Linked DNA regions of Homo sapiens: region 2 is linked to region 1. Evidence: chromatin contacts called from ENCODE Hi-C or POLR2A ChIA-PET data. All regions are on one chromosome and are shown on one strand. The core of a region is the stretch at or near the end of the contact, and the rest is flanking DNA. Distances in the headings are between cores, read along the strand shown.

What was found. Hi-C counts contacts between places; a loop is a spot of excess contacts on that map. ChIA-PET counts read pairs that join two places held with the same protein, here RNA polymerase II (POLR2A). Pooled maps may share reads with other maps.
Region 2: a loop to region 1 is called in a pooled map, with 5 times the contacts of the local background. The contact joins the enhancer-like site here to the promoter of CCDC112 in region 1. A Hi-C loop is called at or near these places in 1 of 168 maps with a recorded cell type or tissue (Calu3) and 6 of 50 pooled maps. POLR2A ChIA-PET finds 5 or more read pairs at or near these places in 2 of 52 experiments (WTC11 and activated CD4-positive, alpha-beta memory T cell).

The regions. Positions count from the first base shown.
Region 1 is chr5:115,293,637-115,301,404 of GRCh38, forward strand. It overlaps CCDC112 (coiled-coil domain containing 112), which reads right to left and starts at 3,018. Exons shown (of 10, transcript NM_001040440.3): 1 at 2,791-3,018. The coding sequence starts at 2,907. It overlaps LOC105379129 (a long non-coding RNA gene), which reads left to right and starts at 3,292. Exons shown (of 5, transcript XR_948684.3): 1 at 3,292-3,712. RefSeq lists a silencer at 2,667-3,116.
Region 2 is chr5:115,455,986-115,463,753 of GRCh38, forward strand. No RefSeq gene overlaps it. Among named protein-coding and RNA genes, the nearest start is that of FEM1C, 85 kb to the right of the region's middle. RefSeq lists an enhancer at 4,317-5,516. Within about 2 kb of position 4,571, at least 12 of the 41 ENCODE cell types and tissues checked have a DNase peak (open chromatin) inside an H3K27ac peak, as active enhancers do.

The DNA.
Region 1 (7,768 bases), core at 1,768-4,267:
TGACTCTGATCTTCCTGCGACTCTCTTATAAGGACCTTTGTGATTACACCAGGTCCACTCAGATAATTAAGGTATTTAATTTATCTTAATCACACCTGCAAAGTCCCTTTTACGATGCAAGATTACACAGTCACAGGTGAAAATAGTTATTATTGAAGGGTTATTTCAGGCAGCCAAGGAACATAAAATTCAGGTCATCAGAGGGAAGGTCCTTAGAAACAAAACAGAAGACAGAGCCTTATGCTGGTACAAAACCAGCATCACACTAATGTGATACTGTTAAAGATACTTCAAAAAAGTCATAATTCAGCAACTACAATGATCAAGAGAACAGATGGTAACAAGAAGGAAATGACATTGGAGAGGAGGATAGAGATTTGCGGTCTTCAGTTTTGAAAGGCAATAGCTAAGAGGGGTTATGAACAAATAATATACAAATATTAAAAAGTATGGAAAATGTGTTAACTTTTCATAATGAGTGAGGAATTTATGAGATTCCACGCCCTGAGGATATTGTAAAATAAAATACAATATAAAATAGTTTTAAAACTTCAGAGATATTTACTCCAAAGTAATTTAAAGACACTGTGATGGACTGAATTGTGTTCCCTCAAAATTCCTATGTAGAAGGCCTGATCCCCAAATAACTCTATCTGGAGATGGGGTCTTTATGTTAAATGAGGTCATTAAGGTGGGGACCTAATTTGATAGAACTAGTGTTCCTATAAGAAGAGATGCCAGAGATCTCTTTCTCTCCTCTTGTAACAGAGAAAAGACTATGTGAGGACACAGTGAGAAGGTGGCTGCCTACAGGCCAGGAAAAGAGGCCTCACCAGAAACCAACCCTAAGGGCAACTTGATCTTGAACTTCTAGCTTCTAGAACTGTGAGAAAATAAACTTTTGTTGTTTTAGCCACCAAGTCTGTAGCATTTTGTTATAGAAGCCCTAGCTGACAGGAACTTTAGATATTTTGGTAGACATCTCTAGTATCATGAGATTGCCACCAGGAAAATTCTCTCTTCTCAAGAAAATACTAGTTGGTTTCAGTGTTAAAGTCAGTAGGAATATTCGTTCATTTAATCATATGACAAATATTCAAGTTCGGTGTTAGGCTGTAGAATTTGTGTGTATAGGTATGTGCGTGTGGTATGCTGGGGGAAGTACAAAAATGGATAACATGTAAACTCCTAAACATTATCACAATATAGCATGCAGTAATGCTGCATTGTTTTGTTTTGTTTTTTTAAAAAAGCCCAAACACACGTGAAGAATTCTACCTAACTATGCTGAGGTAGATTCTCAACAATGAGGCTCTGCTTTCCCTACTAAAGTGGTAAGACAGTATACACCATGGTTCTCAATCTCAGCACTACTAACTTTTGGACCAGATGATTTTTGTTATGGGTGGCTGTTCTCTGGCCTGTATCCATTAGATGCTAGCAGCCCCTCAACACCCCCCTGCTCCCCACTCTGACAGCCAAAAATGTCTCCAAACATTGCTAGATATCCTCTAGGGGATTGATAAAATATCTGAAAGAGCTCCACAGGTGATCTGATCCAACCCCTGAGAAGGCAAACATCACAAAAGTGTGCATCAATAACAACATTAGGCAACTCGCAAGAAATGCAGATCAGAAGACAGAACATTGCTACAAGAATTTAGAGAAATGATGGAGAAAGCCAGCAACATGGTGTCACACATTTTTTTGAGCATAGTACTTAAAAATACTTTACGTATTATGTATATTTATATATTTTACATTTTTTCCTGAGATACTTGGGACAGAGTTAGAATAATAAAGAGAATTATAGAGGATGTGTGAGAAAATTTGCCGTAGGTGGAATTTCCTGAAGGTCTACGAGTAAAGACACTGTATTTCCTTAAAGGAGGAAAAAGATGGAACCTCTCCTCAGCTCATGACAGCCTTCCTTCAGGTTTATATTGATCCACAAATTATTTAGTAAGTGCATACTACGTTCCAGGCACTACACAACAGGCATAGTTCTTGGTGCTGGGAATACAATAAAGAATAAAATTTCCAATACTTTCTGCCCTCATGGAGCTTACATTCTCATGGGGGTGCGAGGGAGGGTGAGGGGTGTGAGGAGAAACATAAACAATAGAAATAAAGTATGTAATATAATATATGGTACTAAGTGCTATGGGGAAAAATAAAACCAGAAACAGGGACTGGGTGTGCCGCGTAAGGCGATTCATTTTAGGGAGATCATGGAAAGTCTCGCTGAGCTGATAACATCTGAACAAAGATACCTTGTCCTCACCACCTAGAAAGCGGTCCTAAGCCGATCACTGGAAACACCTCTGCCTCCGACCATCCCATATTGTCTTTCTCCTTGTGTTCCCAGCGCCGGTACAGTAACAGAGCTGCCACCAATTACTGAGCACAGAGTCCCCCTCCAATCAAGCACTGTGCCAGGGGCTCCCCAGACATAACGTTAGTCCAAAGCTCGGGAGGTGCATGTTACTATTCCCAATTTTTAGAGAAGAAAGTGAGTCGCCGACAGCATATGTTCTTATCACGCGGCTAGGAAGCGGCAGAGCCGGGTTCCCACCCAGGTCTTCCTCGACTCCGAAACCACATGGAGGCGGCTCTGCAAAAGCTGTTAAACGCACAAGCCAACAAAGAGCAACGCCCAGCGCGTGCCAGGCCCCGAGCAGGGGAGGCGAACGCCGCGCCTCCCGCCGGCGCTGCAGAGGGCACCTGTTCAGCCAGGGCCTGCAGCCCCTCGCCTGCCGCCAGAGCAGCTCTCGGTTCTCCCGGATTTACCTGTTGAGGCGCTGGCGTCGCTCCCACGCCGGTCCCGGTGGCCGCGCCCGCCCCTGCCACAGCCCCGGCTACCGCGGTGGCCGCAGCCGCTACCACAACCGTCGTCAGTGCGGCCATGTTTACCCGCCGAGCTACTCGGGCCGCGGCGGCCACCGGTGCCTGGGGATTCGTGGCAGGCGCACCCTGGCCTCTGCAGACAGCTCCCTGCGCTGCGGGCTTGGCCGGGATGCAGGGCGGGGCCGAGATGTAGGGCGGGGTCGGGATGCAGGGCGGGGCTGAGATGCGGGGGTGCAGGGGTGCGGGGGTGCGGGAGGGGCGGGACTGGGGTGCAGGGCGGGGCCGAAATGCGAGGCGGGGGCCGGGATTCAGGCGGGGAGGGGCGGGGCGAGGGAGGGGCAAGGTGCCGGGCGGAGCCGGGATGCAGGGGAGGGGCGGGTCTGGGGTTCTGGGGCGGGCGGGTGTGGGGGCGGGGCGGGGCGGGGCGGGGGCTGCGCTCTGCCCTGTCGCGGGTTTATATACCCTTTGGGCACTTAACCGACTGTGCCAGCCCAGTCCCATACCTGTCAAGAAAATTCATTGTCTTACATCGTCCTTAAATTTTATTCGTGTTATAGTCAATATATACATATTTTTACCTAATATACATCCGCTTTCTAGGTTTCTACTTAGCGCTGCTGAGACTGAGTCTAAATGAAAAAACATTATCAATGGATTCTAACAATAAATCATATTTTAGATTTTTAAAGAAAAAAACCCAGCTTGCTCCACAGAACCAGATATCAGAGGCAGGAATGCCACAGTTACATTCCTAGGACTTGGTCAATGAGAAGACAGATTCCAAAAATACAGTGCTGGGAAGTTGGAAAAAAGCCACAGATGACGCTTCCAGTCAAGACAACCTGTGGCAACTGAGCTGATTTCTGTAGGTACTACCTTTTCCCCCTTTATAGAAATCGATTCATTCAGTCAGTCAATATGGAGCTCCTAGCATATGTCAGGCACTGTTCTAGGCCTTGGGAATTCATTGTTGAATTAGACACATAGGTAAGGTTCCTTCACCTTTAACAAGTAAACAAATAGGTATTTATTGAGCAATTCCTTTATGCCAGGGCTGTTATAAGTGCTTTATATGCACTTTTGCATTTAATCTTCACAAATAACTTCATGAAGTAGGTACTATTATCATCTCCATTTCAGTGATAAAGTTAAGGATCACATGGCCACACAGGTAGAGGGTAGGATACCTATCTAGACAGCCTGACTCCAGAGACCATCCTGGTAGAGGTATTAAACAGGCAGCGGGATAAACGCCTCTGGAGCCCAGGAGAGAGAGAGCTAAAGATACGAATTTGATCTTCCTATAGAAAATATTTGAAATAAGACTGAATGAGCTCACCCAGGGTGAGTATAAATTGAAGTCTGAGAACTAAGCCTAGGCCACTCCGAGAAGGTGACCACGGACAAGAGGAGAAGGGGACCAATATGGAGAGATCTGTGAGAAGGGAGGAAAACCGGAAGTCTGTGGAGGGAAGTTTTTGCAGAAGAGGCCGGACGTGGTGGCTTACGCCTGTAATCCCAGCACTTTGGGAGGCCGAGGTGGGCGGATCACGAGGTCAGGAGATGGAGACCATCCTGGCCAACATGGTGAAACCCCATCTCTACTAAAAATACAAAAATTAGCTGGGCGTGGTGGCGCCTGTCTGTAGTCCCAGCTACTCGGGAGGCTGAGGCAGGAGAATTGCTTGAACCAGGGAGTCGGAGGTTGCAGTGAGCCAAGATCGTGTCATTGCACTCCAGCCTGGTGACAGAGTGAGACTTCGTCTCAACAAAAAAAAAAAAAAAAAAAAAAAAAAAAAAAAAAAAAAAAAAAAAAAGAGAAGAAGAAGAGGGGAGAAGAAGAAGAAGGAAGAAGAATGGAGGAGAAGAAGAAGGCAAAGAAGAAGAAGGAGAAGGAGAAGAGAGAAGAAGGAGAAGGGAGAAGGGAGAAGGAGGAGGAGAAGGAGGAGCAGGAGGAGGAGGAGAAGGAGGAGCAGGAGGAGGAGGAGAAGGAGGAGGAGGAGGAGAAGGAGGAGGAGGAGAAGGAGGAGGAGGAAGAGAAGAAGAAGGAGAAGAAATAAGAAGAAAAAGAAAGAAGGAGGAGGAGGAGAAAATGGTCAGCTGTGTGGTTCACTGCCTAGAGGCTGAGTGAAGGGGTAACAAAGAAATGATGGTTGCATTTGGCAACAGGGAGGCCGTGGGTTTATGGGGTAGGTAGACCAAAGCCTGGCTGACTGCATTGAGGAGATAATGGAGGTGACGAGGTAGAAACTGTTTTTCGCTATGATTTTGATCGATTTTATGGTGCAGGTGATCAGAGAAATGAAGTGGTAGCTGGGGGAAGATGTGTGATCAAAGAGGGTCTTTGTTGTTGTGTTGTGTTTCAAGGTAGGGACTAGTAGAAGGAGTTCATGCTGCTGGGAATTATTTAGTGGAGACAGAAGTTTGATGCTGCAGGACAGAGGCAGTCAGACCCTCTTGAAAGTAAGGCTGATGGAGTCCAGAGCATAAGTGGGAGGTTTGGTCTTTGATAGACGCACAGACTCTTCTGACACAGGGAGGTAGTGGGTGGGGACTATGGGGAGGCCAGAGAGTCCTGCATACATGGGTTGCAGCACAAGGTAGTTGGAAGATTTGGAGGGAGGAGATGGTTGGCCCCACCTCCCCACCCCTGTGTGAAGTAGGAGGAAGTAAGTCACTTGGGTGTATTGAGAAGGTAAAACTTCTTTAATTTTTGTATTACCTTTTATCCAAATGAGCCCTGTTACTATAGCACTGTCTGAATTCCTGTAATTATTAGTCCAGAATTATCTTGCAGCCTCGGAAAAAAAGCAAGTCAACCAACGATTTGAGTTGAGTGGTCTTTTACAATTTTAATACTGCCACTAAAAATAAAGAGAAGCCTAAGATCATTTTGCACTTCCTATTGTTTTTAGAGTATATCCTGCACTGGATATCTAGAGTACTGTGTTCAGAAGTTTTCTGAAATCACCCTTTTCTCTATGTGCTATGGAATCAATTTGATATATATTTCAGTTCTTTTGATTACATTTGTGTTCAATTTCAATGTTTCCTTTTTTGTTTTGTTTTCTTTCAATTTACTTTTTTTAAAAAATAAGTAAGTTATGTATAACATGTATAAAGTCAAAACTCTATGACAAGGTATGTTTAAAGAAGGCTTACTCCCCAACATATCCTCTCCATGGCCTTTCAACTAATCCTCTATGGTAAATAATTGTGTTAATTTCTGGTTCTTTTATGTTTCATTTGCAAAAGAAAAAAAGGTAAATAGACAAATACATTTTTATTTTTCTTTTTTTCTTACAAAAACATCTAGCATATTATATTAGTGTTCTAGGGCTGCATAACAAAGTGCCATAAACTGGGTAGTTTGTAACAACAGAAATTTATTCTCTCATAGTGTAGTAGGCCAGAAGTTCAAAACCAAGGTGTGGGCAGGTCTGGTTTCTTCATGGGGGCTTAATGGGAAAATCTGTTCCATGCCCCTCTCCCAGCTTCTGATGATTGCCAGCAATCTTGAGACTCCTTGGCTTGTAGAAGCATTACTCCAATTTCTACCTCCATCGTTGCACAACACATATCTGTGTCTCTGTGTCCAAACTTTCCTCTTATAAGAATACCAGTCACTGGTTTAGGGCCCATTCTAATGCAGTATGACCCCATTTTAACTTGATTACATTTGGAAAGACCCCATTTCCAAATCAGGTCACATTCACAGGTACCAGGGATTAGGACTTCAGCATATCTCTTTCGAGGACACAATTCAACTGATAACACATGTATTATACTCTTGAAATTTTTGCTTAACAATATATACTGCACCTTGAAATTTTTGCTTAACAATATATACTGGAACTTGCTTCATGTCAGTTCACAGAAATTTTCTTAAATTTTAAAAATTAAATGCATAATCCTCCGTTATTTTATTCAGCCAGTCATCTGCCAATAGATATTTAGGTGATTTCTAAACTTTTGTTGCTGCAAGTAATGATTCATAAGTATTTCATATTTGGGAAAGTGATTATCTTCAGTAGAATAGCTAGGTCAAAGGTTAAATGCAAATGCAACCTAGTTAGATATTGCTAAATTCCTCTCCATAGGAGTTGTACCATATTGCACTGCCACTAACAATGTGTGAGGGTGCTTGCTTCTTTATTGCTTGAGATCTTAGTATTTAAGTTGTTGGATTTTTGAAAATCTAAAGAGATGAAAAATCGTATCTCTCAGTAAGTTTAATATGGGCATACCTGTTTTTATTGTGCTCCACTTTATTGTGCTTTGCAGGCACTGCATTTTTTACAGATTGACGGTTTGTGGTAATCCTGTGTCAAGCAAATCTATTGGTGCCATTTTTCCAACAGCATTTGCTCACTACGTCTATGTGTCACATTTTGGTAATGTGACGGTATTTCTCGAAATATGCTCACGATATTTCAAACTTGTTTCCTATTATGGTGATCTGTGACCAATGATGTTTGATGTTACCATTTTAATTGTTTTGGGACACCATGAGGCATGCCGAACTTAATAAATGTTTTGTGTATTCTGACTACTCCACCAGTTGACCGTTCTTCCATCTTTAATTTTGAAAGAAGTTTCACTATGAGTAAAATGCTATCAAAAAGCATAGAATGCTACAGAGAAATCTTTTGTGAAAGGAAGAATCAATTGAGGTGGCAAACTTCCGTTGTCTTATTTTACGAAATTGCCACAGCCTCCCCAGTCTTCAGCAGCCACCATCAACATAGAGGCAAGACCATCAGCAAAAAATATTATAATTCACTGAAGGCTCAGATGATTGTTAGCATTTTTAGCAATAAAGTATTTTAAAATTAAGGTATGTACATTGCTTTTTTAGATGCAATGTTATTACACACTTAATAGACTGCAGTATAGTGTAAACATAACTTTTATATGCACT
Region 2 (7,768 bases), core at 3,321-5,820, 160 kb after region 1:
TCCTCCCCTTTCCTCTCTGTGTATTCAGGTCCCATCTATCCTTACAGACATCGCAGGCTCTACTGGCCCTGGTGAAGTCTCGCCTGACTGCTTCATCTCACAGGGATATTTCATTCTTTTGCAATCAATGAACTCTTGTAGGTCCCTCCCTCTAGAGAGTTAATTACACACACTTGCCACCCTGTCACGTCTCCCTGCATTGTTGGCTTACTATAATAATGATCTTCATTATCATTACCTGTTTATATGTTCTTTCTCTGCTCAAGCGATCCCACATTCATTTTCCCTCAACAACATATACTGATCACGCAACATGTACCCTGACTCACTGATGAGGAATCAAATATAAAGATAATAATAATGATGATGTAATAACCCCAAAACAATATTTACAGAGTACTATACCCCAGCTTCTGGGCTACACACTATCTTATTTAATTCTCACAACAACCATTTGAAGAAAGGTTTGTCATTATCCCCATTTTACAGATGAGGAAACAGGCTCAGAAAATCTAATAAATCTGTCTGAGGCTACACAGCTAGCGTTTGATGAAGTGATTGGTAAATCCTCAAGAAACAAGGTTAGTGGGGAAGAAAAACAAATGGCCCTGCAATTTCAGCCCGTGGAAGAGCTTCTTTGGTCAAGGGCAGAGTGCCGTGGGAGCACAGAACTATCAGAACTGTGGACAGGTGTCAGGGCAGGCTCTAAGAGGAAGGCAGAGCCTGAGCCGAGTCACAGAGGATCAACAGGAGACGGCAAAAAAGGAGGATCCACTTCCTAGGAACAAAGGTCTGGGTGTCTCCAGGGGCCAAGTTGCCTCATCTGTTCGCCTAACTCCTCACCTTCAGCTCCACCCTCCAGGGGACCCCTTCTAAATCAAGCCTGTTCTTCCGGGAGGGAAACTGGGGTGTCTACCCTGAGCCCTAGGTTTGGTGGTGGCAGTGGGTGCCCCAGGATGTTGCAGTTATTTTTGATGGCTATTAATTTACATTACAAGCATACATACTTTCATAACATCTGGCGCATGCTGGCTGCATTGCTCTGGGCTCTGCAGCCCTCAAGGATTTGCCCTCCCTGGAATTCTTCCTGCAGTTTCCCCACAGTTCCCCTTAGGAGTCTAAACTTTTGTGGAGCTTTATTGATCCTGGCCCCAGACCATTCAGAAAAGGCACTAATTCAATTACAGCTGCGTGAAATCCTTCAGAGGCAGCCTAAGGAGACTGATTTTGATTCTCCTTTTCTGTGTCAGTGGTTTCCAATAGACAGTGTTTGAGAGGCAGAGCATATTCTCTTTAAATTATAAATAACCAGAACAGGGAAAAGAGGTGGCACTGGGAACGGGGCAGGAATGGGTAAATTTAAAAAAAAGCTGCAGCAAAATGATAAAACCCTGTGGCTTCAAAAATGTTTTATGAGTTTCTATAAGGCAATAACACAGAAGGGAAGGTCCTTTTTAAAATCTATTTTCTGAGATGGTCTGTGCTGTATACACTGTATACACATTGTGGCTAAATCTCTGAATTCCTAATACAGAGATTGAAACTAAAATCAAGAAAGCAGAGGGGATTCCACCAAAATCATGCAGACCATCAGGGGTCAGTTTGGAAACCACCAATCCTGTTTAGATATACAACCAACTGCTTCCCCCATTCATGGTGTCAGGCCTCTTTCACATTTATAGCGCCTGGAAAACTCCAAGAAAAGAAGATAACCTTACGTCGCAGACCCTGTTAAATTACAACCAGCAATGAGTCACCTGCCACCTGCTTTCTAACAGAACTCAAATTTTGCCTACTCTCCCAAGGATCCATGCACTTTAGGGATTGGCCTAAGCCTCTGGGAATTGGTTTGGCATGGACATAGGAACCAATGCTGGCCAACGAGACACACGGGCAGACTCCCGGGGAGGCTCCTTGGAAAGAGATCTTCCCATCTCTTCAAAAGATAAATAGACATAGATAGGTATAGGCATAAGCATACAGTAGAACTAAAATGAGAACATTTTGACTCATGTAACTGAAAAGTAGAGGCACTGCATGGGAAGAAGGATTGTGCTGGACTCAGAGTCCACAAAACTTGGTCTTTCTCCATTCCCAGTCTCCTTTGTTCTGAGTTGGCTTCGCACTCAGGAAGCCTCCTCCCACAGATGGTTCCCTATTAACTCCAAGTATGCATAATTTTACAGCCAGCAGTTCCCAGGTGATATGGTTTGGACGTGGTTCTCTCCAAATCTCATGCTGAAATGTGATCCCCACTGCTGAAGGGGGAGCCTAGTGGGAGGTGTTTGGGTCATGGGGGCGGATCCCTCATGAATGGCTTAGTGCTGTCCTTGCCGCATTGAGTGAGTTCTTAGTCTGTGATTTCATGTGAGAGCTGGTTGTTTAGAGTAGCATGCCACTCCTCCTCTCTCTCTTGCTTTGTCTCTCACCGTGTGACATTCTGGCTCCCCTTCGCTCCACCATGATTGTAATATTCTTTAGGCCCTCACCAGAAGCACCAGTGTTCTAGTAAAAGATCTAGGCTTGAGTTTTATCCAATCAACTTAGGAGATGTGTTCATCTCTCAGACAACCACTGTAACATGGGGAAAGAATATGCTAATTGTCCATGCTGGAGTTACTTGCTGGCTGCTGAAACAGGACATGGGGTGGAATCAGCCCACACAGACCACTTGCAGGAAGAATCAGGGAGGGGTAGTTCCCCTAAAGAAAAATGGAGAATCTGCTAGTAGAAGAAGTTGCATGGATGCTGGCCAGGCATGGGAGGTGTCCACAAAGCAGGGTGATGTAGATCATGGTGAGGAGTTGGGATTTTATACTATGAGCACTGGGAAGCGATCAAAGCATTTTAAACAGAAGAGTGATCCACTGACATATGTTCTGATGACATTTCAAAAACAAAATTCTTACTGCAGGTTACAGAAAGTACTTCAGGGAGCTAAGCTTGGAAGGATTGAAATCAGGGGCTATGATAGAATGACAGGCAGGAGAGCTTGGTGCCTTGAACCAGGGTGGTATTTGTAGAAATCAGAAAAACATGAACATATTTGAGATACTCTTGTGGAAGAGCTGATGTCACTTGTTGATGGATCAGAGATGGGCTAGTAAATGAAAGAAGTCAAGCATGATTCCCAGGGCTTGGGCTTGATCACCTGAGTAAATCATGATGCCATTTACCAACAGGAGAAAGACATGGGAAGTGGGAAGACAGGGATGAGCTGGGAGGGCAAAAATCAAGAGTTCTGTCATGAATACAGAAGAACAGTCTGTGCTGGAATTATAAATCCAGGAATCATCAGCATATAGACATTATTTAAATGAGAAAGACGGAATGAGATCACTCAGGAAATCATGTAGAGAAAAGAAGTGGGGGCACTCATACTACTTCACCAACAATTTCTCCACTCTGTCCAACCCGGTCCTCTTGGGTTCTGAGCAAATAGGGGTTCTCTCACCCCTGGACTTCTTTCTTGTGCCATTCTCATTGCCTGCAATGCCTTCCTCCCTTTTCCTAGTATCCCTGAATGCTCATTCTTTAAGGATCAGCTCAAATCTACCCTCTCCAGGAATCATGGGCCTTGTTTAGCCCCACTGCCAATGTCGGCCTCCTTGCTTCCCGTAACTTTGTTTATTCACTGCACATTTGGCATTTGTAAGTCAATGTCTTCTGCTCTGTGTATATGTCATATTTCTCCCAATTAGAGTATAAGCTCAGAGAAGGCAGTCTGGATGCCTTTACACTCCCCAGTATTTGGCAGGTTTTCCAGAAAAGAGTTAAAACAAACATCTGTTGATCAATGACCACATTCACTCTTATCTTCTCTTGCTACTTTTGTGCCAGTGGTTGAGAATTAATCTCAAATTCTGAGCAGCTCAGCAAGGGTGTTTCAATCAATTTCTTGAAAATAAGGCAGCAATTGTCAAATGCTTTAAGACACTTATGGCAAATAAATGCTTGTGGCAAATAAAAAGAATATGACTCACTTCATATTGAAAAGAACCAGATGAAAGTAGTTTCCCACAGAGGAAAGTCATAGAATTAAAATGAATGTCTATGAACCACTTCAACTATTTTTGCATCTACCCCTGAATAATATTCCACTTAACTGGAACATATCTCAGTGTGTTTGTGCCCATTTAACACTCCCTGTCTTCCCAACCCAGCATCTGTAACTTACAGCCTGTAGTCATTCCAAAATGCTTCCACGTGGCTAACCTGGGTTGCCAAGCCCCATCTGGCTCAATTAGCACTGGAGATTCTGGAGAGCCCCAAATTATCATTCTTTTCTGGTTGTACTACCAAAGACCTTCCCATCCTATCTCTTCCTCAAACTCCCTAAGTTCCATAGTTGTATTTGTTCCAATTTTGAATCCCAATAGTCCCCAGCTGTTTTAGATGCCCCGCCTCCCCACCCCCATCTGGGCTCTCCTGGCTGGGCTTCCCATGACAGTATTCTCCAATTAGGCAAATCACCCTTCAATCCCCAAATTTTCTTTAAAGCTGTAGCAAGTACACCCACAGTCGTGACAATACTGAATAAAATGGAATAGGTCTGATTCACTTTCCCAAAGCTGACTTTTGCTGCTGATTGACTCATATCTGTTTACCAGAGGTCATTTGATTTCCTCCTTTTGACTCATGCTCAACTTCAAAACTGATATAACTTGAGTGTGCCACTCGAATGTGACCTTCCTTTTTGCCTGCAGAACCTCCAGCTCCACTCAGCTCCTGGGGCTCAGCCAGCAGAGCTGTGCAGTGGAAAGGAATCCACCTTGGAACAGGATCCCTGGCTTTACCACTTCAATTGCTGAGTGATCTCCAGCTAGTTAGTTTCAGCCTATTTCCTCATGTGAAAAATTGAGGTAAAAATACTTGGAAATATTGTTGTAAAGGTTAAGTAACGTAAGAAAAATGCCTGGAACCATGTCTTCCACCAAAGTAGGTAGGGGCTCAACAAATATTGAATTGATTCATATGACATTGCCATTTATATAGGTCAAAAATGGCCAAATATTGACAATTTCATATGGTTCAACCTGCCATCAGCCTATTACTCAAGCACCTAAGAAATCAGTGTCCAATTGGTTGGAGTATTGGGTACAAACAAGGTAGAACCTTAGAGGTAGAACCCCAGTGTTGACTTTTATTTACATTATCAAAGAATCAAGGAAGGCCAGCACCCTACTATGCACTTTAAATTCTGGAAGATTTTCTTCACTCTTAGCTAGTTAAACAAAGCCGATTTAAGAGACAGGATAAAATTGTGGTTTAGAGCCTAGACTCTGGGGAGAGATTGTCTGGGATTAAATTCCAGCTCTGCTACTGACGAGCATTGTGAAACTGAGCAAGTTTGTTAATCAACCTGGGTCTCAGTTTTGTTCCCCGTGACATAGGATATTACAGGGTGTTGTGCAGATGAAATAAGTTAAAACATGTAACATTCTTAGAATCTGGAAGTGTTAACGATCATTATCTTGATTTAAAATAGGTGGTTTGGCCTGACTAGTTAGTGAAATCTCTTTCACAACAAAGCACCCATTGGGTAGAAATCAGAACTCCAGCAATGGAGAATCAGCCTCCCCTTGTTGATCAGTCCCAGTTTAGCAGCTGGGATACTCCTTGGGAAGCTCAAAGATGGTAGGTGTCACCACCCATGATAGCTCAGTGAGAATCCACCCAGCCAGTGATGAGTGCTTCAAGGGTGGGGCAGAGAATATCACACAGTCATTTGGAGCAGTGGTGATTCATGCACACCCTGAAAACCTCAACAGAAAAGAGATGGTAGCAGATGAAAAGGAAGAGGGATACAATTTCCACAACCAAGAAGAAACAGACACTGCTCATTCTGGTGAGAAATGAGAGCATAATTTGAATTCAGCATTTATTTAGAAAATCAGATTAATGAGGACAAAGACATCATAAGGAAAATAATGATAAAGACCTCTAGGCTTTCCCACAATCACTTTCATGTATATTATCAAACTATATCCACACACAAAAAGTCTCTGAGTCAGATAGGCAAAGCCAGCATTATTTTCATGTATGGATGAGGAACTGATGAATCATGGAGTTTGAATGGCTAACTAGAGTCTAAAAGAATGTAGAAACCCATAAAAGACAAAGAGAATAAAGAAAACAAGCAGACAAGAGAATTCCACACAAGTTTGAAAGATAGGACCAGATGGAGGTAAGTGGTTTAGTAAGACAGAGGAAGCAAGGATTTAAGTCACCTGAAGACAAGTTACCACAAATGAATTAGCTCATTCATCCCAATGGAAAACCTGAGATGCTCAAGATTTGGAGACAGCAGGTACAATGAAGGGTTGGGGTGAGGTAAGGAGCTAAAAATAGAAGTTGAAAGTTCGTTTGTGAAGCAGTCATGTTCTTCTCTCACCTTGCACAGTCAGGCCACTAGTTTCCCAGGCTGGTGATGAAAGAGTTTTTTTGTGTGTAATTTGAATGGGAAAGGCTTTGACTTGGGGCTACAGAGATAGGGGCAACAGAGGGGAGGGACATGGAAGTCTGCAAACTTAACCAACTTCTCTTCATTTCTCCCTCCCTACTACTCTTCTCCGCCTCACTTCTCTAAAGAAGATATACAAATGGCTAACAGGTATGTGAAAAAATGCTCAACGTCACTAATTGTTAGGGAAATGCAAGTCAAAACCACAATGAGATATCATCCCACCCCAGTTAGAATGGCTGTTATCAAAAAGACAAAAACTAAATGTTGGTGAGGATGTGAAGAAAGGGGAATGCTTATACACTGCTGATGAGAATGTAAATTAGTACAACTATTATGGAAACAATATAAAGGTTCCTCAAAAATCTTAAAATGGAACTACCATATGATCCAGCAATCCCACGATTGGGAATATATCCAAAAGAAAGGAAATCAGAATATTGAAGAAATATCTGTACCCCCATGTTTATTGTGGCACTATTCACAATAGCCAAGATAAGGAATCAACCTGTGTCCATCAACAAATAAATGGATAAAGAAAATGAGGTCTGTATATACAATGGAATGCTATTGTATATAAATACATTTTCAGCCATAAAAAACGAAATCCTGTCTTTTGAAGAAATGTGGATGGAACTAGGGGATGTTATGTTAAGTGAAATAAGCTCGGCAAAGAAAGACAAATATTGTATATTCTCACTTATATGTGAAACTGAAAAAAGTTGATGTCTTGGAGGTAGCGAGTAGAATGATGGTTATCAGATTATCTTTTGACAAATTAAATTATCCTAAAGAAAAAGTTTCCAGCTTTATTGATTGACCGATTTGCATTTATGAACTCCATGTTCAATCACCCACATTGTGCACACGTACCCTAAAACTTAAAGTATAATAATAATAAAATAAAAAAAGAAAGAAATAATAAATAACTTATTTACCTTTAAAAAAAAAAAAAAGATCATCATCACACCACTGCACTCCAGCCTGGGTAACAGAGTGAGATCTTGTCTCAAAAAAATAAATAAATAAATAAAAATAAAAAGAGAGAGAGAAAAAAAGTAAAGTGACAATAAAATTTCCCAGGAGTAAAAAAAAAATCTCCAGATTGAACACATTGCTTTTATGAACAGAAAAATAAATTAATTAAGGCCCACCCTATGCCAAACTATGTAATTGTGAGATTATGTGTTACCCCCAAATTATGTGAGAAACATTATGAGATAATTGTGTCCCCAAAGAGAGGGGAAAAGTCACTTACAAGAAAATAAGCATGAGGAAGGAATAGGATTATACAACACTTACAAT